Regions from separate parts of the Mus musculus genome. Here regions 1, 2 and 4 are each linked to region 3. The links are chromatin loops, found by intact Hi-C in ENCODE. Cell type or tissue: heart. All regions are shown on one strand. Each heading gives the region's core, and the rest is flanking DNA. Links, peaks and the distances in the headings are about the cores only.

Evidence for each region. A loop is a pair of places that touch in the nucleus more often than their neighbours do. Peaks named below come from ENCODE experiments on the same cell type or tissue, not always from the same donor. Only the 100,000 strongest peaks of a DNase experiment are listed, where the experiment ranks them.
Region 1: a loop joins it to region 3, with 2.3 times the contacts of the local background. A loop is called at or near these places in 2 of 42 quality-filtered maps.
Region 2: it touches region 3 in a loop (1.9-fold over the local background); 3 of 42 quality-filtered maps call a loop at or near these places.
Region 4: it touches region 3 in a loop (2.0-fold over the local background); 3 of 42 quality-filtered maps call a loop at or near these places.

The regions. Positions count from the first base shown.
Region 1 is chr2:72,671,025-72,678,446 of GRCm38, forward strand. No RefSeq gene overlaps it. Among named protein-coding and RNA genes, the nearest start is that of 8430437L04Rik, 29 kb to the right of the region's middle. In heart, for the core only: no CTCF peak of the experiment used is centred there; DNase peaks (open chromatin) are centred at 3,467 and 4,217.
Region 2 is chr2:72,603,958-72,611,379 of GRCm38, forward strand. Gm30069 (a long non-coding RNA gene) reads right to left here. Exons shown (of 4, transcript XR_374634.2): 2 at 1,973-2,096; 3 at 1,572-1,677; 4 at 1-820. Among named protein-coding and RNA genes, the nearest start is that of Gm30069, 7.5 kb to the right of the region's middle. In heart, for the core only: no CTCF peak of the experiment used is centred there; no DNase peak of the experiment used is centred there; H3K27ac peaks cover 340 bases.
Region 3 is chr2:72,551,904-72,559,325 of GRCm38, forward strand. No RefSeq gene overlaps it. Among named protein-coding and RNA genes, the nearest start is that of Gm30069, 60 kb to the right of the region's middle. In heart, for the core only: no CTCF peak of the experiment used is centred there; DNase peaks (open chromatin) are centred at 2,858, 3,428 and 5,458; H3K27ac peaks cover 244 bases.
Region 4 is chr2:72,617,172-72,624,593 of GRCm38, forward strand. No RefSeq gene overlaps it. Among named protein-coding and RNA genes, the nearest start is that of Gm30069, 5.7 kb to the left of the region's middle. In heart, for the core only: a CTCF peak has its summit at 3,286 (motif pointing left); a DNase peak (open chromatin) is centred at 2,460; H3K4me3 peaks cover 1,443 bases; H3K27ac peaks cover 769 bases.

The sequences.
Region 1 (7,422 bases), core at 846-5,845, 120 kb after region 3:
GTTTTAGTGTGTTTAAGGATGTTTTCATTTTGCACAGAGACCTGCAAATCAGAAAGCTAACCTTGACCTCAAGGGTATCTTCTTGAATTGAAGGACATGTTAATACTGGCATTGGGGGACCATCAAGCACACCAGGGAGGGTGCTCTGAGCTGGAGTCAGGTGATAGACATGGTCCCTAGGCAAGAGGGAAGGCAGACCTTCCTGCCCAATAGAAAGGATTTGAACACGGGTGACACATGGAGGAGAGCTGCTTCTGTCAAGCCTTCCTTCTCTCAGGCAGCAGCAGCAGCATTGACACACGCATGCTGAAAGCCTTGACCGGGCCCTGTCTCAGGGAAACGCCAGTCTCGGTCCAAGTTCATTTGGTAGGATTTTGTCTATGCTTCAGGGAGTTCTCTGTGCCTCAGCAGTAGCAAACCTGGCCTTGTAAACGTCACCTACTAAAAGAAGAGCAAAGTTTTATGTAAATATTATTTAAATTTATAGTGATATTCCTTATCCAACAGAGGAACAGGAAATCATTAACTAATTCCCACAGGGAATGAGGTGGTTATTGCAATGTGGTCAGATATTAGAGCAGTAGGGGTGTTCTGGTGGTCTCTGTAAGAGACCAAATAATGAGCTTTTTAATCTGGTTTGCCCCGATATGCTATGGTGAGGATAAAGGGGTCCAGGATCTGGGAGATTTTCATAACTGGGTAATTTTTAAAATATCACTTTTATAGGAAGAGGAGGAAGAGAAGGAAGAGGAGGAGGAGGAAGAGGAGGAAGAGGAGGAGGAGGAGGAGGAGGAGGAGGGATGAGTTGCATGTGTGAAAGAGCATTGTCAGAGACCTCATCTGAGCCTTGTCAGAATCCCTTCATGGCTGCCCGATGACACCAGGGGAATCAATGCTCTCTCTACTGACAGCCACTTCTTCAAACATCATGGAATGTGGTGGAAACACTCATGGGGACGACATGGGCAGTGTTTCTGTCTCCTTGTCTCCTTGTTCTTGGAACAAGGGGTGAGCTTTGCTAGCAGGGAAATCTTCCATTTTCTCCACGAAGCTCTCTTGAAGAGTGTGCTGTACTTGGGTTTAATTTCCTGTACATCCCCCTCTGCTGTGAAGGGCTGACTACGAACCAATTTAAGTAACTCTAAAAAAGCTAACACATCAATGACCAGGCACACAGAAATGCTGTACACTCAAAGTCACAATCAAGCACCTAAGTGGCATTGTGTGTCAATTGTGTCAAATATTATGAATTAAAAACACTAGTGAGGGGCTGGAGAGATGGCTCAGTGGTTAAGAGCACTGAATGTTCTCCCAGAGGCCCTGGTTCAATTCCCAGTAACCACACTGTGGCTCACAACCATCTGTAATGGGATCCAATGCCCTCTTCTTGTGTGTCTGAAGACAGCTTCAGTGAACTCATAAATGAAAAAATAAATAAATCTTTTTTAAAAAGACACTATTGAGTTGGATAAGTATTGGCATAACAGTTTCCGTCCTATGTAAATGGTTTTCTATTTGGAGGACTGTGAAAACAGATTGCTCTCTCTCCAAGGGGAAAATACAAGCACAGAATACATTGCTCTGTGTTAAGGGGGTGGTGTCAAGTGTTCAAACTTTAGGTTCTAAACTGGGCACTGCTAGTTATTAACCATAGACCTTGGACAGTGTCCTCATCTGAAGAGAGGAGAAAAGAGCCAGTCTGACCTCACAGGGAGCTTGTGAGTTTGAAATGAATTGATATGTGTACCCAAACCTTGAATGTAGCCATTACTTAATAAATAGCAGCAGCAGCAGCAGTGTTGTTATTTTATACAGGGAGGAAAAAAAATGAAGTAGAAAATCAGAAACATCAAAGAAAAAAAGAAATTTCTTAAAGTTGTGGTGAAGATCTAGGACAAGCAAACACCAGAGTGAAAGTAAGATGGGAGAAGTGTATGTATGGCATTGTTTACTAAAATCCACCATTCATTTCAAACTCTAAAGTCTTCCTCGGCCTTGCACCAAAGGCTAACTACCCAGTTCCCTGAAGGCCCCACTTTACAATGATTGTAATTACGATCAAGTTGGTACTAAGCCAATCAAATGACTCTGGCCCGCCAGCCATACAGTATATTTCAATGTCATGTTCTTACTTTTTTTTTCAGTCTTTTAATTTATGGTAATCTAATGTGTGCCTTGGGTTCTCTATTAATTTGGTCTGGTTAAACCCTTTTTAAAAGTTTTAAGCCCTTCTCAAATATTGGCTGAATCTACCAGCTAGGGCGACTGGTGGGTGGAGGAGAGACAAGCGAGGACTGCTTCAGAAAAGTGGGCCTTTATTCCTTTTGTCATATTTTGATTTCTTTAAAATTGCTCACTTGCATTTAAGTCCCTAAGAGCCATGAAAATTATGTTGAACGGTAGCAGGGACTTGTGAAAAGGCCCCACAGAAGCGTCTGAAATCTACGGGCCCTTGAACCTTTTTGCATCCTGCAACATCTGACATGCTTTGTGAGAGGCGGCCACCTGCAGGAGTTCGAAAATAGATGCTTCCAGCCAACAGAGAACGCTCAGAAGTGATGTGTTAATATCATTCTCGTAACTACTTGACCTCTGACCTAAGTAGCAGTAGCAAGCTGACCCAAGCCACAGTAAAAGAATTGGAGCTGTCATTCATATATTTGGGACCATGACTGAGAAGGGAGAGGGGAGGGAAGGGGAGACAGGGGAGACAACTACAAATAATTCCCTCCCCCCCCCCCCCCCCAGTGGTATGAGTTTGGCAGATTGTCTACCCAGCTGAAGTTCATTGAGTAATTAGCTAATCTCCGGGTTCATTTTTCCTGTGTGTGTCAGCTTAGACTCTGACTCACTCTCTCTCTCTGCCTGTCTCTCTCCCTCCCTCCCTCCCTCTCTCCCTCCTCCTCCTCCTCCTCCTCCTCCTCCTCCTCCTCCTCCTCCTCCTCCTCCTCCTCCTCCTCCTCCTCCTCCTCCTCTTCTCAGTTTAGATTTTCAACAGTTGACTTACTGTTTGGGTGTGGTAGAAAGTCAGTAATAGATCAGGAGGAAGGAAAGTGTGTATCACAGTGATTTTGTTTATGGAGAGTTTTCAAAGCATGGAATAAAATATATATTTTTTTAATGCTTAGAAGCCCCGGGGAGAAGAAAAAAAAAGCCAACATAATATAATGGAAACTTCATCAGAGCTAAAAAATTATAGCTCTACAATTCAAGATAAATCAGTAACTTCTACTGATCAAACCAGGGCTCCCTGCTAGGGTCACATCCCAGCTGCCTGCCTCACAGCCATAGACAAGACTTTATTCTCTCTCTCTCTCTCTCTCTCTCTCTCTCTCTCTCTCTTTCTCTCTCTCTCTCTCCTTTTTTTTCCAAACTGTCAACACTGCAAAGCCAATCCAGCTGTGGGGAAGGCAGCTGTGTGATATTCTGCCTCCCACTTAGTCAGCCAAATTGTCTGCTCACCGCCCCCGCCCCCATTCTCCTCCCCCAGTTGTTGCGGCTGCAGGGATAGAAGCACACCATGGCTGGAGACAGTTTCTGCCAGTTAACCCTGTGTTTCTCTGGCTCTCTCTCTTCTAGGCTCCCCTTATCATGCTTCCTCGCCCTGTACCTCCCCGGAGTCTTCTTTTTTTTTCCCCTTTTTATAGAAAGATCGTGTGCACGAGATAATTCTGATTGCTGGTAATTTCTTTAAAATCTAGTCATAAGCACAATTCCACAGTTCACGGCAGCCTTCTCTTCCCATACCTCTCCTCCTCCTTTTCATTCTTTGTTGATGGCTACATAGTATCACTACCTGGACTGACCCTGCCTTCATTTAACCATTTTTGGACTTAGCCGTAAGCAATGGTACAATGAATCTCTCTGCACACATCCCTACCTTCCTTTTTGACTATTTTCATCAGGAAGACTGTGAGTGGCATTGCTGACGAAAAGGCCATCTACTTTCTTAGGCATCTCATGAGTTGTTCCAGATAGCTTTCCTTTTAAGATCTATGAGCGTATGGTAGTCTAAGCCATTTTTAGTGGCTGAGCCACATGAGAGAGAAATGTGTTTCCTTTTCCCTCAGAGATAATGTGGAAACCATTGTACATCCCCAAGTCCTGTGTCCCAGCTGTGTCTGCTACAGTTTTGGAGACACGGTGTCCCTGTCTAAGGACTCTAAGGACGGCTGGGATTCAGTCTCAGGACTCAGGACACTAGCAGATTCTCCAGGGATGCTCCACGCCAAAGAGCAGACTAAGTGCCCCTGGAGATGGTGAGTACCCAGCAGGAGGGGAGGGTTAGCACTCAGGGGAGGGGTTTATCCTCTGTGACAATGGCTGGGAGTAGGGGGATCATTCCAGCTTCCATCAAGCTTCCCCCTAAAGAGCCTGGGGAGAGAGAGGAGGTTAGAGAAGACAGATATTGAGGAAGGATTTGAGAAGGGTGGATTAAAGGGAACAGAATCCTAAGCAGGGCTCCAAAGGCGTTGAACCAAGCTGGCTGGCTGGGTACCTGATTGTTTGAGTTTTTGGTTTCCATACATTTAAATATCTCCAATTATACTGATACTTATTGACAGTTCTTATTTTAGGCATAGGAATTTGTACATGTGCAAATGTGTTTATAACACAGGCCATATCCTAAATATCATCTGTGCAAACTGTATGATTTCATTAGATAAGAAAAGCATGACTTCCTTCCTGGAGAACCTTGAGACAATGTAGACAATCATAAAATTATCTTTAATCCTTGTCACCTAATGTAGCCACACTTCCTATGCTATCAACTTGCTGTGTATACTTCCATAGAGTCTGCCTTATATTTACATCCATGCATAGGCCTGAATAAGATGTATAGAATAATAATCAGTGTGGCCACACTTGTATATATCTGCCATAGTGTATGTACTGTCTTGTAACTTTCTGGGGGGGGCACATTAAAATATTTAAAATAGAGATAAATCTAGATTCTTAGTCAAATATAAGTTCCCTGTTGGTCATTCCAGTAGGAGTTCACTGCACTTTCTGGAGGCTCATTCTTTCGTAGTTTGAAGGGAAGGGCATCTCCAGCAGTGGGTTTGTATTCCCTCTTTGTCTCCATTGGCTCTTCAGCATTGACTGTTACCATAGAATCTGAGAGCCAGAAGGGTTTCCTGTTGACTCTCTGGCACAGCCCACTTATTGTATTGGGTGTGAAAATAGGTGAGAGGCCTGATTCCAGTTCTTACCTACCCACCTCAGCCTTGGTTTGTGCGATCCTTAGTTAGGGATGATCATTTCTGAATAGCTTCCAGAAAATTCCATGCAAGCCACTAACACTGAAAGCATTCCTCGGAGCAACTTTGTTCGCAGACAACCTCTGATAATCCCTTTCACCAAGATTTTGGCTCTGGGAGAAAAGCTTTAAACGCCTAAGCCAAGCAGGAACATGGAAGGAGCTGGATGGAGGAAGAGTGGCAGCCTTGGGTTCGACCTCGGGATTCTTCAGGTGAGATGAGCCCTCAGCTTTCCCTCTCAGGACCACTCAGTGAGCAGGGCTTTTATTTAAGGCCGAGCATTTGAAGGTCAGCTCCCATCTTTTACTTTTCTTATGATGTCAGAGGCAGAAAGAGCACAGCTTGCCTCTTGAATTTCAGGTGCAGGACCATTTCAGAAATAAGCAAGGAGAAAAAGAAAAGGACACAAAAAAGAAGAAGAAGAGAAAAAAAAAGACCCTTTGGCTCACAGAGTAAAAATCTTTGAAATGAAAGTTGTGCAGGCAGTAAATATGGAGGCACACAATACATCCAGAGCTGCAATTGAGAACACAGGCCACTGCCTCTCGGTTACAGAAAGCCAAGAGATGTTATGTTCCTTAATTAAAACGGAGCTCAAGAGTCGGTGGGAGGCACCTGCACAGCCCCTACCTGAAGATGCCAATGTACAGAGAAACTTCCAGCCGAGGAATTCACACAGAGGACGTGTAGGCAATTGTAAGTTTCTTTCAAACTCGGCCTCTGTCTGTCATACCTATGTAGTTACAAAATCAAAGGGGATAATAAAGTTCAATTGTATATTCACAGTTTGATAGTTCTATTGATAGGTCTCACACACACAAAAAAAACGCCATTTCGGGAAACTGAATCTGTGTCCCTCCATAAAAAGTTCTGAAAGACTCTCCTGGATGGCCAGTCCCCACCCAGAAATCCCTCCAAATCTCAGCCTATGAAGTGGCCCCAGCGAGGTTCAAAGGTGTCAAATTGGGTCTCCTCTCCCCAGGTTCTGCCTGTGGTTTTAAAATATCCTTCTGATGATGGCAAGAAGGAAAGGAAAACACCCAGAGCAAGACACAACTGAATTAAAATCCAGTTCCTGAGTAGAGAGCCATTAACCCAACCATCACCACGGCACTGACGGGAGGAACGGATTCCTTGTGAGGTACCAGACAGGGCTAGGCTGAGAGCCAGCCTCCTCCCTGCCCTACATCCTTGCCTCAGGAACCGAGACCCTGCCAACTCTGAAGGATTTTCTCATTTTTAAAAACATCAATGTATTTTGCTACTACAGAAATATTCTCAGAGGCACTAGAAAATCAGCACGCAGGTGCCTCTATTTTTTTTTTTTTTTAGATTTTTCTTGGAAAAGAGGAGTGGGTGTTTGACTAGATTCAAAACCAGCCAGTCTGTTCTTGTGAGAGTGTATGGGACTAGGCTTGTGGAAGAGTGGAGCGCATCTGAATGCAAAAAAAAAAAAAAAAAAAAAAAAAAAAAAAAAAAAAAAAAAATTAAATGGAGGAACTGGGCGGGGGGTGGGGGGAACAGGTGCTCTTTTATAAAGGCTAAATTCCATATTTACCAAGCTGATTTGCATGAGGCATGTTTTCAATGAAAATATTGCTACTCATTTGGCTGCATTTGTGCAACAGAAACATAAGGATGGAGCAGCAGAGGGGCGTGGTTCTCAAGCTGGATTCTTGCACCTTCCCCTCAGCCCACAGTAGACAGCACATTCTGGAAGTTCGCTCTCCCGAGCTAAGTGCTGCTCCCTCAGCCAAAAAGCCAGAACTTTGAGATTCTTGTGACCCCAAGAGACAGCCTCTGGGTCGCGTAGATGAGTACGTGAGGGTGGTGGCGTGTCTAACCCCAGCCCCTGAAGGCCAAGGCAGGAGAAAGCTGACAAAAGATAGAAGAGAAAAGAGATGTGAGCAGCCATTTGTTCTGGGAATCCTTACCAATAAAATAGCCCAAGAAAAACTTCCGAGTTGATTCCATGTCTTAATAATCCAAACTAGAGTTGATTGTTATTGGCAAGACTGTGTTCGTAAACCTTACACTTGACTTCCTCTTCATGTAAATCCACCATGAATCAGGGCTGTCAACTGTGAGGTATCCACTGCAATCTAAAATCAATCCTATGAAGAAATCATCCCCATTTTATAGATGGCATGATGGAGGCTGT
Region 2 (7,422 bases), core at 804-5,803, 52 kb after region 3:
TTTCTAGAAATAAAGGGGGGATATCAGCAATGGTTCAGGAAATAATTTACCAAGAAACACGAAATCCTAAATGCGTATAATTTACCAAGAAACACGAAATCCTAAATGCGCGTGTTCTCAATATCAGAGCTCTGAGACACACAAAGCGAAAAGGGACACCCAAGAAGGAAACTGGACTCACGGTGACAGCTGGTCACGAGAACAACTTTCTCTGGAAAGCAAGCAGACAGTCCTCGGCAGCACAGGCCATCCTCTCCCTACTTAGCAACCTGACTGTAGAGAAGCTTGCAGGGATGCCACCAGCCATATCAAGATGCATATCCAACCCTTTTAAAAAGACATCACCAAAATACACTAATATTAAGTTAATATCAGCATATTGAAAGGGGTAAAATTATCATGAGCAAGTTCCCGACCACATGGGAATTAAGTGCAGAATCAGTGCAGTTCAAATTGGTGCTATTCGTCCTCTGGACACACTGTCGGCTCTAGTGGCTCTCTGTGGCTCTGGAGCAGGTATTCCATGCATTATTAGGACTTTCTTGGAGCAGCTGCTTTGAAACTGTTAGTCCAGGCCTACCAAGTTCACTCCCTCTGCCCCTGCAGAGCTCCTGGGCGTCTCATCTCTCTGAGGGAAGAGTCATGAAGCCTGTTCTCCCGCTGGCCACAGAGCAGGTGCACCGTGCTAATGACAGCCTAAAAAGACTTGATGATCCAGGTCCCCAGGCCCAGCCCTGGCTGAATGCACTCTCCTCCCTGCAAGCAGGTCTCAGAAGCATCGAAGTCCCAAAGTCTTTTGTCCCCAGCAGAGAGCTGTAGCCTAGACAGGAAAATAAGCAAACAGTCCTAAGGAGCACTGTGGGTGAGTCAGGACGGGCCTGTGGGGCTCGTAGCATCTACCTTTCTGATCATCTTTTCTGTTAGCTTTTTTGGACTTGGGTTTATTTATTTATTTCCAAAGACCCCGAACATCTCCTGAAATACTTGCTGGGTTTTTAACCCATTTCCATAGGTAGCAGCAGACAGAAGTAGATCCAGGGGCCCAGGGTACAGTTCCAGGGCACAGATTAATGTAAGGAAAACAAGTACAACAGATAAGACACTTAAGGAGGGATAGCCATGGGGCGGTACAGCGTTGCAAGCTTTGCTTTTTGCTTGCTCTGAGATGTTCAGCGAGTTTCTATAATCTCCAAGCCTCAGTTTCCATGACAGAGAATGGACACGCATGCATAGCTGTCCTCTAAGCACAGGAAACATACACACGCATACATACATATTCGCACATGTTCTTATTTAATCAAGTAATACTTATAAAATGACTGCTATACCTAGGATGTGGTAAGTGCACAGTAAACAATACAAAATAAACAAACCCCTTGGCCTGGGAGCAGAGGGTGCCCTCCACAGAATAAGAGGGTCTGCGAGAATCAAAGCAGAGACACTTTCCAAACGTTTGCTTATGATACAAGTAGGGAGAGAACTGAAAACAAACAGGCTTCTTTAAGAAAATTGCAAAGACACTCTGCATTGGTTTTTGGTTTTTGGTTTTTTTATAAGTAACTTGCTGTCACCTTGGTCTTCTCAGAGGCAGAGGTAACTTCTTTCTGGTGACTTCTAATAAAAAGTCTATTTTCTCTTCAAAGCGGGGGCTTCTCTGTTCTTCCACTGTGGTGTCCCCTGAAGGTAAACATGGCGTTTAGAGCTCACTATACATTCTGATGCCTGCACACACACATTCTAAATATAGTAGCCAGATGATTGCTTAATTTAGCTAGCAATGGCAGATTGTTGACAAAGAATGCCTGCTGAGTCCCAATGCCTCAGAACGTGGCATTTGTGAAGCAAATCATATCTGCAGAAATGACTAACAATGCCATTCGCTTCATATAGTGACATAATATTTAGCTCTGTCACGGGAGTCTAATTGCCTTATTTTTACAATGTTAGTACTCTATTGATAAATATAGATTACCTGGATCCAGTCAGTCCTGCCACAAGGAGAGCAGCAGTTGCAGATGGAATCTCTTGGGCTTAGGAAACTCGTAGCTCACAGTACCAGCCATCTGTTCTCCAACACTTGTTTACCGGGATGGTGTCTAAACACAAACAGCTCATAAACAGATCATTTTATTGACTCACAATTTAATGCATAGATACTCCAAGAAGCTTAAGCAATTAGTTTCACACAACAACTTAAACTGTCAAGGGCCCTACTAATAAAATCCTGCTGCATTCTGTTGCTTGGTCAGTGTGCTATGGGTTGGAGAGCTAACCTTGTCTCACCTTCTTTTATGTTTCATAGGGGATCATGCACTCCCAGATCTTGCCTCCTGTACTTAGCCACTGTTTGATGAAAGCGTGCCTCATCCTTCAGGCGTATGAGAATATAACAGGGTCCCGAGAATCCCACTCTACCTGGCTTTGAGCAAAATGAGAAACCACTGGCTGCTCAGACTGATTAGTCCAAGTGTTTGATGACTGAATCTACCTGTGCAATCTCTCTTATCCATGAGGTATGCTTTCCTCATGATTAGTCTGTGGATATGAGGGTCCCCGTGGACCATATTGGTCCAGCTTGACTTCCTGGTGAAGAGAAAATGCATCTATCTCCTTAAGAATTCAGGAAGACTTCTCACAGGTCTGTCTTGAGGAATGAGATTAGAAAGCTCTTTCTGGCCCTACACATTCTTCATGTGAGGTTCATGGCTGGCTGGGAGGAAGTTAGATTACCAGAGCTTCAGTGTCCCAGTAGGCCATCATGGACCCAAATAGCAATGATTCCCAAGGGAAAGGCTGATGGGTGGGCAAAGAAGATATCACCTTGACATGGTGTGTGTGTGTATGTGTGTGTGTGTGTGTGTGTGTGTGTGTGTGTGAAGAAGCACAAGGAATGGCTCAGAGTGTGTGTGGCTTCCTGATGAAGAGGTTATTTTAGATGCAGAAAAGCTTCAAGATGGGAGAGCCACTAGGTAGAGCTTTAAAGACAGGCAGGCTTTTAACTAGAACAAGAAAATTTCATGTATGAATTTCTCTTGTACAAAAATATTTTTAATCATTACAGTAGTTACATAATTAAAAAAAAAAGTCAGTGGGGACAACACTGGCCTGGCCTCTAGAGTTATTCTGTGAATAAGGAATTGTCTTTCTAAACTCTGAGGTCAGGGAGCATACCTAGTGAAGTGCTTCCCTGGATAGAACCAAAGCTGGTGCATTCACGAGGGTCTGGACTTTTCTGGTACTTCTAAAATTCCCGACTCTGCTTAGGCCCTGACTGACCTGTGTGCAGGTTTCAGGGCAAGCTCATCCCTAAGCATCTCAGACCGCTTCCTAGTACACGCTGGATGGTGTGCAGCAGGCTTTGGTCTTCGTGTGTTCACTTGATTAAGTATCATGAGACCATGTCAGACCTTTGCCCTTAATCAAAAACAAAGTATATTTATACCCAAAACAACAACAACAACAAAACTAGTCTTGTAAACTGTAAATTTCCCTAAAGTTACGTACTGTCCTTGTATCTGGAACCAAAGCAGTTAATTAAAAAGCTGTGTGCATGACCAGAGGGACTTCAAGTCCTCCCTAGAGCTTCTTCTATTGGATTGAGGAAACCATCAGCTACTATGTTAGCTTTCCGTTACTATAACCAAACGCCTGTGATGTGACTAATTTTTTCAAATCCTATTTTTAATGATGGTTCTTAAAACACTTTCACCTTCCTTGTAACCCACCAGAGGTAGTAGAAAAGAAAGGATATGGGGGAAGTGGACCTGTTTAGAAAGGTTCTTTGGAGCAACTTCAATCAGCAGTTCAGTTCACAGGTTAGCAGGCAGCAGCTCGATCCACTCGCAAACACCTAATGGATACACTAGCAGTCCAGTTCTGTAAAGTCTGGTTAGCAACAGTGGTGACATGCCCTAGCAGAGACAGCCAGTCCTCAACCTCGGCTCGAGTCAGCAGGAGGGAGCAACAGAAACACCAGGAGAAGTTCTCAACTGAGTTTCTCAGGGAAGCAGAGATCAGTGAAGATCCAAGACCCACAAGTGGTGCACAGTTAGCTGTACCAGCAAGCCGAGCTCTGTCTCCATCACTCCATAGAGTGAGTCCTGTATATACCCTCCAAACATCACGTGTCCTCCATGAGTCTTACCTCAGTACAGATCCTGCCTCAGCACAGGTCTTGCCTCAGCATGTGCATCCAATCAGTCCAAGTTCATGGTAGTGGCAAGAAACTGCAGCACACCACCAGAACTTTTTTGGTGTGTTTCTCTCTATGGAGTCCCAACAAATGCAGGTCAACTACTTAATGTAAGGCGGACCAATACATGCGTGTCATTAGCAAAGAATCCTTCATCCCGTGTCCTTTCATGTGCTTGTTTTAGCAGTTCCTGTGTCTGTGTGAGTGAAACATTCCTTTTCCAAGTCTGCTTTAGCCTTTCACACCTGTGTCCACTTTAACAAAATATTCCTTCACGTGTTCGCCCCAGCAAAACACCATCCAGCCGATTTTCCAGAGAACCCTTAAGTTTCCACTTCACTGCTATAATTAACTTAGAAGAAGAAAAGGTTTATTTAACTCACAGTCTGAAGATTCCAGTCTAAAACTAGATTAAATCATTGCTTTGTGAATGAATCCATTTGGGAGATACTGAATGGCAATGGTTGGGATTTCCTGAAGGAGCAAAGTTCGTGGGTGATAGTCAGGACACAAGAGAAAGAGGAGGGAGTCAGAGTACCACAACCCCCTGCAAGGACCCCACAGTAATCCTAAGCACCCAAGGCTCTGTCCCAGTGGTCTCACCCCAGAGACCAAGTGTTTATTTAGTGCAGGGCTTTGGGAAACACTGCTTTGAACTGCAGCTGGGCTGGAGTATGTATTCCAGAATCTGTCACTAGGAGTGCTCTCTAGCAGGGTTCTCTTAACAAAAGAAAGTTTTCTAAGGGAAAAAAAAAATCATGAGAAAGGCTATTTTTATTTGTTTCCTTCTTCTTCTTTAAACAAATCTGTTGGACTTTTTCAATCTTTTAGAGACCATTTTCATCTTTGGCTAATATGAGAGGTCAGAGAGGAAAGACAGTGGCTCACAACAGAAACTATTGTATATACTTTATATATAATATAGTATAAAGTATATAAAATATAAATACCTTTTTATATATAAAGCATATTTATATATACTGTGTTATATATTTACCTTTTTTTTTTTTTTTTTGAGACAGGGTTTCTCTGTATAGCCCTGGCTGTCCTAGAACTCACTTTGTAGACCAGGCTGGAGCTCAGAAATCCTCCTGCCTCTGCCTCCTGAGTGCTGGGATTAAAGGCGTGCGCCACCACGCCCGGCTGTGTTATATATTTACTATATTTTATATGTACTATATTTTATATCCTCATCTTAACTTCTGTTTTATCTGCTTTCTTAATTTTGTTTGTCCTAAAGTCACCTCTAATCATTTTAGGGGTAGAATGTAAATAAATTAATTTAGTAAAGCAACATACATAGTGTCTATTTAAAAAACTTCACAAACTGACTCAGTAGGATATTTTTTTGGACATCTCTCTGGGTCGTCTTACAATAGTGTTAATGGTAAAGCTAAGATGCTTTGGATGGGGGCGTGCTTTAACTGGTTCTTCCAGCACCTCTAAGAGGCGAGAGTGTGAGCGGCTGTGTAAGAACCTGTTCTCACTCAGATCCAGAAGGTGCTGGGGTGGCCAGGAGTTGACAGAACTCATCCTTAGGTCCAAAAACACTTAGAGATCCTGGGTGCTCCTAGGATAAAGTTCTCTGTGTCTGTTGATTGAGTCATTGTTTTTAAACACTACATAATTTTGGAGATTGCCAACTTATTCAGAGCTCAACTTTTGACCTTAAATTCTTGTGGATACATTCCTGGAAGGGTCTCTAGTAGGCCAACCTGACATTTTATTTCTATTGTTGGGAAAGGGTTCTCAACATCTCCATGGAAGGTAGGTGAAGATCTATGGGTTGATGCTGCACTGGTGACTGACATGATTTGGATGTTTTTGAAACCCAAGGTCTAACTGACACACATAATTATGGAAAAAGCCTTTAGAACAATCCAGAGTTGAGAGAGTTTCCTGTGAGACTGGCTCAGAAGCTCAGCATCATCACCAGCCTGCAGTTAGTCCCTTCTCTCTGTTGTACGTCTGACAGCTCTCCAGACTGGCTTTCCTCTTTATTAAGAATGGTGGCCAGCAATGATCGGAATTACTGACTGTGGACTCCTGGAGGAAAGAAAGCATCGGTTGTTCCTCACCTATTGATGCTTTCTTCTGCTTAGACCAACCTTTGTCCCATGCTCACCTCTGGACCACCCAGCAGAGACATGTGACTAAGGACAAATCCAGTTCTGCTAGGACAGAGTCAAAGACACCTCAACTACATAGTTAGAAATTTGGAACACAGTAGAAAGATGTGCCATGGCACTCCGGTCGAGTCAGCCTGTCAGGCAGGGATGCCTAAAAGCTGCTCAAGAGGCAAAAAGATTTTCAAGGAAGCTCTCCTCCTGGAGTCTGGCGTTCTCTTAATTCTCCATTCCTGCGTTAGTCTAGTGTATGGATCCAAGTGCTCTCTTTCAGTATCATCCTATTATAAGTGACTTTTAAGATTGAATTCTGACATAGCTAAAGCCTCAGTGTTTCAACAGTCCTAGATCGTCCTTGAGCAAGACCTTGGGCTTGGAATTCAGTACTGCTCCTGGTATTACACTATCTCTTTGAGTAAAAGTTAGGTCACTGCCCTTCACAGGAATCTACCATCACCAAGGAAGAAAGAAGTTTCTGACCGCAGGAGAAACCAGAATAGATACTTAGAATTATAGCTGAGTTACACCTATATACAGGAATTTACAATGGTTTAGGAAGTAGATAGGGCTGTGGTTTTAGAGTATTACATTATTCATGAGATGGTTAGCTAGAACGGAACTCCCTAGTTAGAACCACGACTTGGGTGTGAAAGCCCTTACCCTAGGAGAGTAAAGACCTCACACCTGGCTTCTAAGACTATAGCTGACCTTAGATAGGGCTGACTCTGTCTCAGTTATTTTATTGCCCAGTTCCTGCCAGTCTTTGCGTTTTCATTCCTCTGTTCTGTGTAAGAGTCATTAAGCATCCGGTTACCTCATTTGTACCTTGCCGGTATGTCACCCAACTTCCTTATTGTCTTCTGCATAAAAAGTCTGATGTTCGATTTGAAAAATTACATTCAGATTCAACACAACCTCTCCTGTGTGCGTCTGTCTGTCAATTCATCCTACGCTTTGTCCACCCGCGACTAGAGACCCATTCCACGTAGACAAAGGGGCCCAGAGGGTCTGCGGCAAAGATAGAAGAAAGATATATTTCAAGAATATGGGGAGGGGTGGAGAGAAAAACAAAGAAAGCTCAGACTACCATGCCCATTAGCATTT
Region 3 (7,422 bases), core at 917-5,916:
TCTTCCCACTCTGTCACTAATTCTAAGTATGAGAGTTGTGTGTCTGGATGGGAAGACAGTTTGTAAAATTTTGTGTGCCCCATTGTTGTCTGGAGGCAATTTCCCCTCGAGTTATTGCATCCCCTGTTGATAACCCGGGAAATATTCTAAATATTTTAAATACTAAGAACTGTCTTTAGTAGATGCCCCATGTCTCTTAGAACTGCAGTGAGCTGTAAAAACAGCTTTTCCCCTCCAGACAGCTAATGTCACAGGATATGCTAGTAACAGGCAGCTATAGAATTGAAATGCGAGCAGAGTCCTAGAAGTTTTGCATTGCCTTCCCTTCTCTCAATCCATCTTACATGGCAAACTTGACATCATTTGACCTCTTGAGTTCTAGATGGTTTTGGGTACACATAACTGAAACCTCAGAGAGGATGTTCTGATGAACAAGTTGTAGTTTCTAGTGAACTTATGCATCAAAATAGATGAAAATTTAGGGGCCACAGCAGACCTATTAGCACAATAAGTTCACTGGCGGGGGTGGGGGGGGGAGGTGTCTTACCTGAGTACTGTACTGAACTGGCAGAACATTATCTTTGAAAACAGTTATAAATATAATCTGACGGTATTGAGAGATGGCTCAGCAGTTAAGCACAGCTTGTTCTTCCAGAAGACCTGGGTTCAATCCCCAGCACCCACATGGCAGCTTACAACTGTCTGTAGCTCCAGTCATAAGGGACCTGACACTCTCACACTGTCTGTAGCTCCAGTCATAAGGGATCTGACACTCTCACACTGTCTGTAGCTCCAGTTCTAAGGGATCTGACACTCTCACACAGATGTGCGTGCAGGTAAAACACCAATGCACACAAATTATTAAAAATTATTAAATTATTAAAAATGAGCAAACAAAACGACCTGAATGCCATGCTTTCTAAATTTTTATTAGCCCTTCATCCTACTTAGGAGACAGGAAGAACTTGTTCTCTGTAAGGGAACATTAGCTATTTCAATTTGTCTGGATGAATTATAAAACTGGGAAATATACAGTGCTGTACTTTTCTGGATTTTAACATATATGATAGCATTCAGTGACAGGGTGTCCAGAGGCAGTATATTCAGAAATTCCCTAATAGGATTGTAAAGGTGAGATTAGCCAATGGTTTCAGGTAAATCTTCACTTAACCATACCCAGCTGGGAGCAAACACTTCCAGCCAATATCCAAATGAAGAGGGGAATCTGGCCCAAACTAGGATGGCTTATTGCTCTCGTTTTTGTTTGTTTGTTTTGTTGTTGTTTGTAAGGCTTATTCCACTTTCCATAGATTTAAGAAAAAGCCGTTCCTTTCCTGCCTTCCAAAATCCAACTTGGGTGTTCTAGCCCGAGATGCCTTTGAAGGTACAGTGCGCTGTGTGCCATCTGTAAACAAACATGAGCACTCCTGGAAGGGATGCCTCTCAGGCAGCTGCAGGAAAGGAGTCCCTTCAGTTGGTCCAGATCTCTCTCTGTCTCTGAGCTACATGAGGCTCCTGAGGAAGACTAAGGACATGAAATGTCACTGGGGTTTCTTGAAGAATTTTTGGTAGCCCAGGCTGTCCTGGAACTCACTCTGTAGACCAGGCTAGCCTCAAACTCAGAGACCTGCCTGCCTTTTTGCCTCTCAAGTGCTAGGATTAAAGGTGCACACCACCACATCCAGGACCCTTGAGTGACTCTTAAGAAATAATGGGGGCTGGAGAGATGGCTCAGCAGCTAAGAGCACTGGCTGTTCTTTCAGAGGTCCTGAGTTCAATTCCCAGCAACCACATGGTGGTTCACAGGCATCTGTAATGGGATCTGATGCCCTCTTCTGGTGTGCCTGAAGACAGCAACAGTGTACTCATATACAGTAAATTTATACATCTTAAAAAAAAAAAAGAAATAATAGAATATGTAAGGAAGAACAATCTAGAAGAAACTGAGTTTGGAAAAAAGCTGCCCAATGATGTGTAAGAATTACTCCTAACTTCTTTTCTCTTCCAAGTGTTGGGAATTGTTATATAACTTAAACCCATTATTTACTTTATCAGTTTTATACTGTAAAGGGTCTTGTCCTGTGAAGGTCCCCCTCGGAATTTTGATGAAGGCACCCCCTCACTTTTACTTCATATATTTATCATTCCTTTACATAGAAAATTGGATGATGAAGCCAATGGGTTTAGTTTAAGCAAGAGTCTGAAGAGTCTAAGATCTCTTTGCTTGTGGCCACATAACTTTAATGGTCATATGGTCTTCTTTGTACATTGTGAGGAATTTAATTTCCCTTTGGATATGGTCACATGGAACAAACAGCTTTCTCCCATTGTGCCCTCAAGTCTTATGTAATTACATCAGGAACACTGTCATTGTAAGTCAGCTCGATCATTTTTGTATCTTATAAATTTGACAAATTTAACAGTCTACTTGAGAAGGGTTATCTTAAAACAACAACAACCTGGTAGTAATTAGATTTACTCTTCATCCATAAATATCTACAGTGGTGGGCTGGAGAGATGGCTTCTCGGTTAAGAGCACTGGCTATTCTTCCAGAGGAACCAGTCCTAATTCCCAGCAACCATAATGGCAGCTCACAACTGTCTCTAACTCCAGTTCCAGGCATCCAACATGCTCACACAGACATACATGCAGGCAAAAACCCCAAGACACAGTAAAACAAAACAAAACCAAAGACAGACAAACAAACAGTGGAATAAAAAAGGCTCAGAAGGAAAATCATGATGAAATAAGAAAGAAGAGAGAGAACAGAAGGCGGGGATACTGAAAAGGATGAGGCAAGGCTTGGCCTCAGTGGGAGAACGGTTAGCCTGGATAAGGCCCTGGTTCAATGCCCAGAAAACCACGAGACACAAAGGACAGAATGTTTGTGAAGAGAAGGCCAAGAAGAAGGAGAGAAAAGTGGACAGAGGCAAAAGAGGGCACAGAGACATTTTAAAGCAAACCATGTCTTCAGAAGGGTAACGTATCAAAATATTTTTAAGTACAAGGAATAAACAAGTTAAGAAAGACATCCTCACAGGAAATCAGCCTTAATTGCTCAATTCCCCAGAGCAGCCGAGATGGCAATGCTCTGTGACACTGAGATGGCTGGGTCCTGTCGCCAAGAAAGTGTAGCAGCGTGTGCTACACGGTCTTTTTGACACTTCCATTTGCTATGAAATTTCTCAGAATAAACAGCACATGTATTTTAGTAAAGACAGAGACTACGCATTTCCAAGGGGTGGGGTGGAGGTACTTGCAGGTGGCTTACTAAGAACAGCATGGGTTCTCACCCAACCAGAACCTGGGTGGCAAAGGAGACAGTGTTCTAGGTCCAAAACTATCAAGGAGAGATGGCCTCCCTTCAGAGTCCTCAGAGACTGGTTTCCATTACGACCGGTTCAATCTGCCAGAAAGGCAGGAACCATGGGGACGGTTGGGAGAACCCCACCCTCTCTGGGCTTAGGGTGTGCTGGCTCTGGAGAAGTTCTTACAAGTTATTTGGTTTGGGTCTTTCACCTTAGGAGTTCCTTTTAGCTAATGAAAGACAGCCAGGCTTGGGCAAGGCATCTCTACTCTACTCTCTTGAAAGAATGAAGCCCACTGCTGTCCCTCTGCTGTTTCCTCCTGGTCTATTTGGAAGCTGGCAAACGGATTTGATAAAAGTGACAGGCTTATCAGGTTAAGATAGTAATTTACTTCCACTGCTTTGAGAGGCACCAGCGACTAGCAGTAAGAAGAAATATATCTACCCTGGTGGACACATTTCAATTCATTAGGTTTCCCGGCTTTCATCCAAGACAGACTTTTTCTTCTTAGCCGATAAATCTGTTTGGTTTTTACTTCACATGGCACTAAACAAGCACACATCCATTTATACTCTAACAATATCCAGTCTGATTAATCGGTTTAATTAGCAGTGGGTTGATGCTTTCTTGGCCCACTGCAAGTCCAGTTACCAAAAAAAAAAAAAAAAAAAAAGAAAAAAAGGCAAAGCAACCAAGAGGGGCTGTTTGTAAAAACACATGCCTGCAACAACTGCAGGGGACCGGGGAGAGACATTCTCCCAACAAATGTTAGCCCTGGGCAAAAAAAAAAAAAAAAAAAATTTTTTTTTTGAGTACACACAAAAGATTAAATTAACAATAGATGAATGGCAGATAGGAACTGCCAGTGACCAGACTTTCTTAGGAGCCAACCTTTAACAACACGGATTATTTCGGATAATTCATGGTTTGCCATTTTTTATTCTTTGTCTCCTCTGTAATATCCAGGGCACATCTTAGACAGATAATTAGGGCATTATCATATTCCTTAACTAAGTCAGACAAATTGCACCATGCTTTGCCGCAAACCAACCTACAGTTCCACATTAGCATTGTCTAATTGTTCCAAATAAAGTCCTCGACTTCTCCCCCCCCCCCCCATTGCATCAACTTTATTTGTCAATAATACTCAGGCGAGAGTGAGCATTCCCTTTTGTGGAGGATTTTCTTGAATGTGCTAGCCACTAGGTAATCTTACAGTTAATACAGGCCACAGCATGGTAAAATGGGAGAAAATATAAAGGTCAAAACCAGGTTTCTAACATGAAAAAAAGTGAATGATAATGACATAATTTTTTTTCAGCTCATCAGGCTCTTGGCTAAGTGCTGCTGTTATTGCCAGATCAGTAGTGTCTGACAAAGAAAGGCTTTCTGCAGGCTGCTTCATTAGTCTGCCCTGTCGGACCTCACCTCCAGACCTTTTACTAATCTGTTGGCCAGCTCAATGGTCTTGTTAGTTTTATTCACTTGTTCCTGACAGCGGCTTGTCTCAGCTGTAGCCCTCCCAGAGGCCGGTGGTGAGAACAGCCAGGTTTGTGTCTAGTACCTTTAAATAAAAACAGTGAGAGACAACTTTGGATATTGTCAGAACAAGTCAAAAAAAAAATCGCTGCTGACTTATTTTATGTTGCGGAAAGTTAAATTATACCGTGGGCCCAGAAGTAAACGGGACTGCATTGGGAGACGATGCCAATTCACACAATGAGAAGGTGCAGGAGGGAAAATGGAGGCAAAGGAGATTCGACAGTTTATGTAATTTTTGTTGTTTGTTCAAAACAGCACCAAGGGGCTGGGGGTGGGGGGTGGGAAGAGAAAGAACACAGAGACAAATTCAAAATCCTACGGGGAAATTGAGAATGTCATTTTCCCAGACCAATTACCTGAAGTCATGAAGATTTAATACAATTGATTCGTGCGTACCATTAGTGCCAATAACACACTTAATACAAAGTGTCCCAAAACATTTTGCATTGAGAGCTGACAGCAAGATAAAACTTAGGGGGTGGGAAGCTTTTAAGGTGAGATTTGAAGAGCCTGGGTGATGGATGAATCACTAAGCCCAGAGGGAGGGAGCCAGGGTGGGAGCTGCTGGGCTTGGGCCAGCCAGGGCAGAATTTCCAGCTGTGGAAGTAATGGAGAAAGCAAGCCAAGGAGATTGGGGGCTCCCTGAGCTGGCTGCAATGACAGAGGCACTAAGGGTAAGTGGAAGGAACGGGTAGGAAAATGAAGGTCTCGCTCCTGCAGACATGCTGGGGACTTAGCTGTTTGTCAGAGGAATGAGGAGTGGGGAGAAGACAGAGATTTGGAGCAGCATTCAAGAACAATCATCGTTCGAGCAGTCTCTCTCTCTGTGTGTGTGTTTCTGATTTGCTGTTCTTTTTCAACAAATCATCTGCTCATTTAATGCTCATAAAGAACTTCCTCAAAGAAAGAAAAGTGTTTACGCTTCTACTGCACACTGGGACGGCGCTGGCAGATCCGGCATTATGTAGAATTTTGCTCATGATGTATTTATGGAAAAACATTAGCACTGAAGTAATTAGATACGTAAGTTATGTGAGACTCTCAAAGTCTCTCTGGGGATGACTAAGCTAGCAGCAGCCTGTTTTATACATAGGGAAACTGAGGTCAGGGAGAAAGGAGCACAAATGGGATGCAGGCCTTTAGGAGAGCCCTCATGAACTAAGGGGAATACTTCTTAGATTGGCTGTAACTCGCCACTCAAAATTCCTCAAACCAGTAACAGCCAACCAGAGCCTTCCTCTGAGGTTTTTACAGCTTACCCACCCCCTTCTTTGCAAACAGCTGGCTTACAGTTGTGCCTTGCAAAGCCAATCTGGATTGTTAAAGCGAATAAGGAGGCTAGGTCCAATACTGCACAGTATATCAGGTTTCATACAGGGTAACACAGCGGGCAAGGTCTCGCCTTCAAGGAGACCATAAGCTCTTCTCTTCTAGACCTTTCTGACTAAATAATTTACTGGGCAAATTAAACTACTCTATCAGTTTACTAAGGCTGTTGTATGTAGCAAGGTGACATAACTCAGTGGCTTGTACATTCGACATTTATTGCCTCATTGTTCTGGAGTTACATGGACACTAATAGCCATTGGTAGAGTTGGCTCCTTCTGGGGATCGTGAGAGGAATGTGTGTCTGTGCCTCTCTCTTAGCACCTTACGACTGCTGATACTCTTGGCTGTTTCTTAGTGGATTGGAATACCTCCCTCACCTCTGCCTTCTCACGATCTTCTTGCTATTTGCTAGGCTGTCTCCAACTCCCAACCTCCTTCTTATGAACATATTGGGTTAGGGTCCTTTGTAACAATTGCCTAGTAACTTCTTCTAAAATGCAAAACTCTATACAAGCCTTGTCTTTAAACACAGTCAAAGATTGAGATATAAAGTTCGGGATTTCAGTACAGTATTTTAGAGGAACACAATCCAACCCATAATAGTTACCGGGGGTAGACATTGCTACAAAATGGAAAAGGATGGGCAGTTCAGAGATAAATGGGGTGTGGCCCCGGACCACTTGCACTTAAGTGAGAGAGATGGGCCAGCATGCAAATGAATGCAAGTTTGTTTGCTTGTTTGTTTGTTTTAAAGGGAATTTAGAGCCAAAGTTGGCCATGCTGAATCCAAGGGACTGAACAACCCAGAGCGTGTGTTCTATGGAGAGGCTGCAGGGGTCGGTGATCCAGGTTTTCTTTGAAGGTCTCCCTGCTTGCCAATACTAGAGGGAAATTCTGACATGTTGCAAAAATTGTAGTGGGCTTCTGCGCAGAGGGTGTTTTGGGAGCTCAATGTCTCTCATCAGGTGTGAAGAGTGACAGACAGGTTCTGTGACTAAGCTGAGTTCCAATGCAGAGACTCTGCAGTTTGGAGGTCAGGAAGAAGGGAGAGTGTGTGTGTGTGGGGGAGGGAGTGGCGGGGGGCGGGGGGGGGGGCAGAGGCTGAGTTCCAATGCAGAGACTCTGCAGTTTGGAGGTCAGGAAGAAGGGAGAGTGTGTGTGTGTGGGAGGGAGTGGCGGGGGGGGGGGGGGGCAGAGGTGGACGTGTGTGTAGGAGGCTCGTTTCAGGAGCTTTGGGAATCC
Region 4 (7,422 bases), core at 885-5,884, 65 kb after region 3:
GATGATGTCCTTACATGCGTGGAAGTTTCTAGTTTTGACGAAGCCCAGTTTCCTTCTTTGTTGTTGTTGCCTGTGTTGCTCCCATCCTTAGGAACAAAAGGCAAATCTAGTGTCATGAACTCTCTCTCCTGTTTTTTCTTAAATTTTACAGCTTTATTTCTCTGTAATCTTGGATGCCTTCTGAGAGTTCTTAAATATGTGGTGTGTCCAACGCTATAGTTTTACGTGTGGATAACCAGTTTTCTAGGTAATGCTTAGTGAGAAGTATTTTCAATATCTTCAATGCCTGCCACATCCTTGTCTACTTCCTTACGTAGTGTATAGAAAATGGGAAAGGTTTTCTTTTGGTAGTTTTGGGTCCCTTCTGGGGTCGTTAGTATCCTTCTTCTACAATGTGTTACATCACTTCTCAGGGGTCATCTCGATTAGCATCCTCAAACTGCTGTATTCTCTTGGTCTCTTTCTAGGCTTTTGTGTCCTGCTTTGTCATCAGATTGTTGACTGTCACACTCTTAGCCTCAGGAGCCTGTCTTCCTCACAAAATGTCCTCATTTGTTTCTATAGACTGGTATGACTGAGCGACAGATTTAACAAGAATTGTTTAAAGTCGCTTTCCTGCTTCAAGGAGACACCTAGAGAACTCATGAATAGAATAGAGGGAAAGATAAAGAACTTCACAAGAGGTATCAACTCTGCTAAGAGATTTCTGTCAGGTCTCTTGAAGTCTTTATTTGTGTCTGATGTCCACAAAATGGGCTTTACTAACCAGCATGCTGGAGTTTACAACCCACCTTTCTAGAGATAAGCAACCCACTTCTGGATTGATAAGCCACTGCTAATTTTCACAGAATAAATATTCTCAGAAAGGCCAGTTTTAAACACACTATGATATCACTGGATGTGGAAGTGGGAAGAGGCCAGAGAGAGATAATGCAGAGCACTTCAAAATCAGGCATAATAGTCATAAACAATTAGAACTTGCTAAGAACAGGGGTCATAGAAAGGAGTTGGAAACTGAAGCATTTTGAGTAATTACTATCTTTATGACTTAAATCCTCCCCCCCCCCCGCCCTTTTTTTTTTTTTTTTTTTTGGTGACTGTGACCAAATGCCTGACAAGAAGCAACTCCTGAGAAGTGTTGATTTTGATTTGTAGTTTAAGGGCAATGTTGGCCATTGTGACGGTGAAGGCACTGCCTCAAAAGCACGTGCATATGTGTGTACACATGTGTTAAGGCCAGAGGTCAGGTGTCTTCCTCAATTGCTCTTCTCTTCAGGTTTTTTTTTTTTTTTTTTTTTTTTTTTGGTTTTTCGAGACAGGATTTCTCTGTATAGCTCTGGCTGTCCTGGAACTCACTTTGTAGACCAGGCTGGCCTCGAACTCAGAAATCTGTCTGCCTCCCGAGGGCTGGGATTAAAGGCATTCACCACCATGCCCAGCTTTCTCTTCAGTTTTTAAGTCAGGGTTTCTCACTGATCTGGTTTGGTTAGGCAGGTTAGCCAGAGAGCTTGAGGGAACCACCTGTCTTTGCCTTGCCAGTGCTGAGATCACAGACCCGTACATCTATGCCTGGCCTTTTACCCGCATTCTGATCTGAACTCGGGTCCTCACGCTTACACAGCAAACACTTGGAAGGCTATGAGACATCTCCGTGGGTTTATACCATTTTTGTTTTTACCAAAGGCATATTTAACAATTGACCTGCTGAAATCCTGAACAGTTAACAGTCAGCTCTTGCAAACTGAGTTAAACCAGCTTTTTTCATCTCTGGCATCAACTCCTTTGTTGGTGCTAACGGTGATAAAGCTATAAAAGTTACTGTCCTGAGGAACTGTAAAAATTAAAGATGTAACTAGAGCTCGTGAGGCTTCAGGTTAATAAACAAATGACAGTGACAATCAGTTTCTATTGGAAAGAGGGATTCTGGAACGCTGTTTTGCATAGTACTGGATAGCTAAAATTTCTGGCTGCTTCTTTTGTTTCGAGCACCATGATGAGTTCCTTATTGTCATTTATTCCTGATAAAAACTCTCTGGTAAGCATAATTGTCAGCAATCTACAGTTAAGGAACTTGGGCTTTAGCCAGGCGCGCATGCTGATGTACATTGAGTTTCTGCCCAGGTCTGCGCGAGACTTAGCATTCCAGAATTCTGTGTTGGAAACCACTGGTTTCCTAGGTGATGAGGAGCCGGGGCTACTGAGAGGAAGATAATGCACCTGGGTAGAGACCTGAGAGGACCACAATACAGGATGAAGCTGGAGACACCGGAGTGATCAGACCGTTCAGACCTTTAAGGCGTGTTAAAGAGTCTCCTTCAGATGCCCTGAAAGCCACTCTGAGGTTTTAAGTGTGAGATGTGAAGTGTGTTCAACTCTGTCTTTTAGAGGTAGTTTCTGTGAAGCTGGCTCAGCACACCCAGAAGAGATAAATGGCCACCGCAGGGATGCTGGCAAGGGATGCTGGGAGCCTTGGAGCGGGTGGGGCTAGCTTCTAGTTTTTTTCTGCTAGTGACTGAGGCAGGAAGCAGTCCAGATGGGAAACTTAGAGTTGAACTTTGTGTCTGTTGATTGTGATGTTTCCCCTAAAGCTGCAAGAAGAGAAACAAGAAATTGGGGACTCACAGTTTTAAATTCTAGAAGAGTTTCATCATGTCTTTGATAGTTTTTTTCTTCTTCTTCATCTTCTCTGTCTTCTATTTCTGAGAAATGTATTAACCACATGTAAGAGCTGAGAGTTTGATCTTCTAATTTTATTTTTAAAATAATTCCTCAGCTAGTCTCCACACTGATATTTTTTAATTCAAGTTACCAGAAGAATCTGATTATATACAGAACGTCATTTACAAATTTTATTAATTACAGGCGCTGCGCTGTTACTTTCTGAAGTTGTCTTGTCCTTTGAGGAGTCTCCCTCACTGCGCCTGGCATTTGTCTCACGAATGCATTGTCTCCCTCAGAAGTGGCCTCATTTTTCTTCTTAAGGGTCCCTCCTGCCTGGCTACTCGCCTTGGTGTCACCTCAGCTTCTTTTCCAGTCTCTAACATGCTGGCGATTTTTCCTCAGCGGTTGCCTGTGCGTTGGTTTCAATTAGTGATGGAAGCACTAACAACTGTGAAGGAAAATCTGGGGCTCGACAACAGGGCTCGCTGTGTGGTGGTGTCGCCAAGAGACGCTCTAACTTTCAGAACCTTTCCTTTTGGGAAATTCTGCAATGTCAGATCCCGAGACCTTTTTTTTTTTTTTACTCTGAGGCTTTTTAGCTTTTGTTTGAAAATCCTCTGCCTCCTGCTGGAGAGACCTGCTGCTGGTATTCCAGTCTCAGGAAGAGGCCAAGGGGAAGTGTCCCCACAGTTCTGTAGCCCTAACACTGTCTCTCTGCTGGAACCCAAGCCTCACTCCTGATCTAAGCTTCCTTTGTTCAGTTTTTCCAGCTTGAACCTTGACTCTCCCATAGGACTGGCGGTGGGGAGTGGGCACAAGGACTGGGGTTGGAGCACTTCCTGGATAAGGATTCTTCAGAGCTCATAGCGGAACCATCCGCCCCCCCCCACACCCCTACCTTCCCACCCACCCCAACCCCACCCCCACCCCCGCTTCTGCTGAGTCTATTACAAGCACTGCAATCCGTAGGAACTTGTCACTTTCTCTTCTGATTTTGGCTTTTCTAACTCAGCATCTTAATGCCTCCTTTGGCTCTACTTTTTAAGCTGTCCATTTTAGTGATGTTTATGGAGGAAGTGAAGACAAAAGGCGTGCTTTAATTTTGTAATCTTTGACATTACTTTTTCCATTTTAGTATTTGGAATCGATATGAACGTTTAAAAGATTACATGTTGACTTCTCTTTATCAGGAAGAGACTATGTCTCATTCGTATAACTTAAAATGACCAGAGCAAAATAAAAAGGGAAACAGGTTCCTCTTCCCTTCTGATCTTTCAATTGTGCCATTATAGAAGACACTGTATTAATTGATCAGACACTGTATACCTGAGATAAAGCATCAGCAGGAAATGGAATATAAGAAACAAATCCACCTTTAATTTTTTTTTGAAGTCTCCTAAGAGGAGCATTTCAGTAGCTGATGGGGCACGTCTCCATGGCCATTTAGACTCTTGAGTTTATCTGAAATAGATGAAGTGTTTTTGATGAGTGACGTGCCCTGATCATGTACATTCCTGCTGATTGACGAACGTGGCAGCGTGCTTTCGGCTGAGCTGGGGATTGGGCATCGTTTTTGTTGGCCTCTGAAGTGAGGTGCTCATGTGAGGACCCCCGAAAATGGTCAAGAGCCAGGGAGCTGAAAAAAGCACTGGGTTCCTATGGCGCTCTGCCGGATAAAAGCAAGAAATTAGCTGTCACCCAGCCAAGGGCACCGAAGACCCCCAGTAAGCACGCCATTGTTCTGATTGAAGTGGAAGAGAAGGCTGCAGAAGAGCCTCTACTCCACATCTGAGTGCCAGGCTAGCAAAGGCAGCGGAGAAAGCTTTCAGAGAGTCAAGAGCAGTTAACAAACTCTGAAAGGGAAGAAGTGGGCGAAGCCACACTGCCTGGAGGCTTTATTGAAAGAAGAGAGCTTCATACACAGGGTGAGGAAATGACTCTCAGGACGTTCAACAAAGATGGCGACACTAGTGACAGGCAAGATCTGGGTAAAAGTAACACTAGTCACGAATTATCACAGAAAGTTACACGTGCCATTTAATGCTTAATGAAATACTTTAGAGTAGTGCTTTTCACAGGGGGCTCTGCGACTGGATAGTTGTTGGTCAAAAGACACAAAATCTCAGGTAAAAGGAATAATAAAAATCCCACGCTTAATGCCAACCTAAAAAAAAAAAGAAAAAGAAAAAAAGAAAAGATGTTCCTGTGTACCAGCCCCACAAGAAAATTCTACTTTTTAAGGGAAATGGCAGGGACAGTTAATAAGGAGGCACTGGACAAGCCTATTCTCTCTGACATGGGGAAGCCAGTTCTGGAAAGAGACACTGACAAGGTTTTATTGACAAAAGCGATGAGAAAGATATTGAGAATAAAAACTAATTTTTCTCCAATGGGCAGATTCTTAAGGAATAAATTCTCATAACAGAATTTGGGGCTAATTACTTTTACTAGTAAAGGAGAGGAGGAGAATCTGTTCATTGATTTTTTTTTTTAAAGATGAGCAATACTTAGTCATTAGAGGCTTCAACTCATTTGTTTAACTCAGAAAAGGCAGGAATAAGAAGTCAACTGTAAAATGAGGAAATGCTATAAACTGAGTATTTTACCATAGGGTTAACGTGGGAGAAAAACAAAAATATCACTGACAGCTTAGGGATTGCAACAAAAGCGTGCTTTCTCTCCACTCTGATACCCATCTCCAGACTATTCAATTGATCTTGATTTGTATCTGGAAAGCAATGCTAATTAAAAGAGCCAGTTGAGCTAGGGACATTTCCCCCAACATTCCCTGAAAGGGCTAATGTGTTGACATCAAGGCCTAGAAGAGTAACTGGCTAGAAGAATTGGCTGTTGGTATTTCTGAGTGTACTTGGGTGGTTCTACTGCTTTTAAGATCTTATGGAGTCATAACCTCATGGTGACATTGAGGTGTCTGGGAATCTGAGATGGCGAGGGAGATGAGGAGGGGAGGAGACACAGAGGGAGGGGGAGAAGACATGCCCTAGCGACCCTGTTTGCTCTATGCATCGCTCCACCACCACCTAGCATCCCACTAAGCTTTGAATTCATTGGTCTAGATTGATGAGGTTAGCCCAAACAATCTAGCTACCACCAAGAAGCGCCCACTCCCAAGCTGTGCTGTGCTGTGCTGTGCTGTGCTGTGCTGTGCTGTGCTGTGCTGTGAAGTCTGGAGGATTTTAGATCCAGGTCATAGATGTGAAGACTGAAGTCCCAGGAGCAAGTGCTGCACTTGGTGAATAATAAATTCTTACCCATGAGCAAGCCTGTTCACCCCATTGAAGATTCATCTTTCCAAACAGCCCTCAACTGCCTTTCTTCTGTGCAGACTTCCTCCTCTCCACCTTCTAACATCAGGCCAGCTGCTCAATGCCATAGTTCTTCAGAGCAGAAAGCCTTCCTCCACCTTGAAGGTTGCCCAACTTTAAAGTGTATGACCTAAGCTTCATGTGCAATGAACATTTTGTTCTTTGATCTGGCACCACATTTTCATGACAGCCTTGAGTGGTGGCCTCCTGCAGGACTGTAGGATCTGGACCTGGGAAGTGATATTAAGGTCCATATTGAAGAGTTGAATCCCAAGCATATGCAATTTAAAACCATGGTTTTTCTTAATAAGATCACTGATTTACCCCCATTCAGGGTTGCATTTAAAGTGTGTTTAAAATGCATGGGAGGAAAAAAATGCATGGGAGGGCTGGAGAGATGGCTCAGTGGTTAAGAGCACTTGACATCTCTTCCAGAGGTCCTGAGTTCAATTCCCAGCAAGCACATGGTGGCTCACAACCATCTGTGATCTGATGCCCTCTTCTGGTGTGCATAAAGACAAAGCATTCATATATATAAATAAGTGAATAAATCTTTAAAATTCATGGGAATAAATTTTGAAAAAAAAATCATCCTTGACCTCTAGTGAAAATTGCCTTTGACAGCATCTTCGGAGGCTAACCACTTCTTCAAGATATGTTTCCTTTCATTTATTCAAACATTTGGAAGACTACTTTTAAAAATAGCTTTATTATTATTATTATTATTATTATTATTTTGAAAACCCAACCAGCTCTTTCCCCTGGATCGTTTGACTTCTTCAGCATCCTTGCTATTTCCATACTTTCCTCTCTAAGCACAGCATGGCTGGTCTGGTTGTCCCTGAGCTGACACTTTGGCCTTTCCACTTAAGCCTGCAACTTTCTGTGTTAGCAGAGATAGAAGAGACCTCAGAAAAGACTCAGAAGGCCTTGGAAGGTGTGTGTGTGTGTGTGTGTGTGTGTGTGTGTGTGTGTGTGTAAAATGGTGTGTGTGGGGGGGGGCTTGATTAAGATTATAAATCTTAATGCATTCCACGAAGTATTATAAACCATTTCAAAATGTTCACATTTAACTTAAGTATTGAACATACTTTGTTTGATACAACTGACTTTCCAAAAAAATGGGAACTATTTAATAATAAAAGCATGTATTTAATCCAGCATAGCTCTAGGTCTCTGTGTATGTCAGTAGATAAGACTTATTGGAGGAAGAAACAAGGCAAAAATGTTTTTCAGACGGAGCAAGGAAAGAATTTGAAACAAATTGTTGTAAAATGGAGTGGTAGCAGTAACTTTGGCTTGGGGTTGGGAGTGAGAGGATAATACGGATGTGAGCTGTTGAAAGACTCTGAAGGGAGCCCCTCGCTCAGGCCTCAGGACAATAGTGGACACCCAAGAACTCACGATAGACCAAGCTTGATGTAAACCACATGAG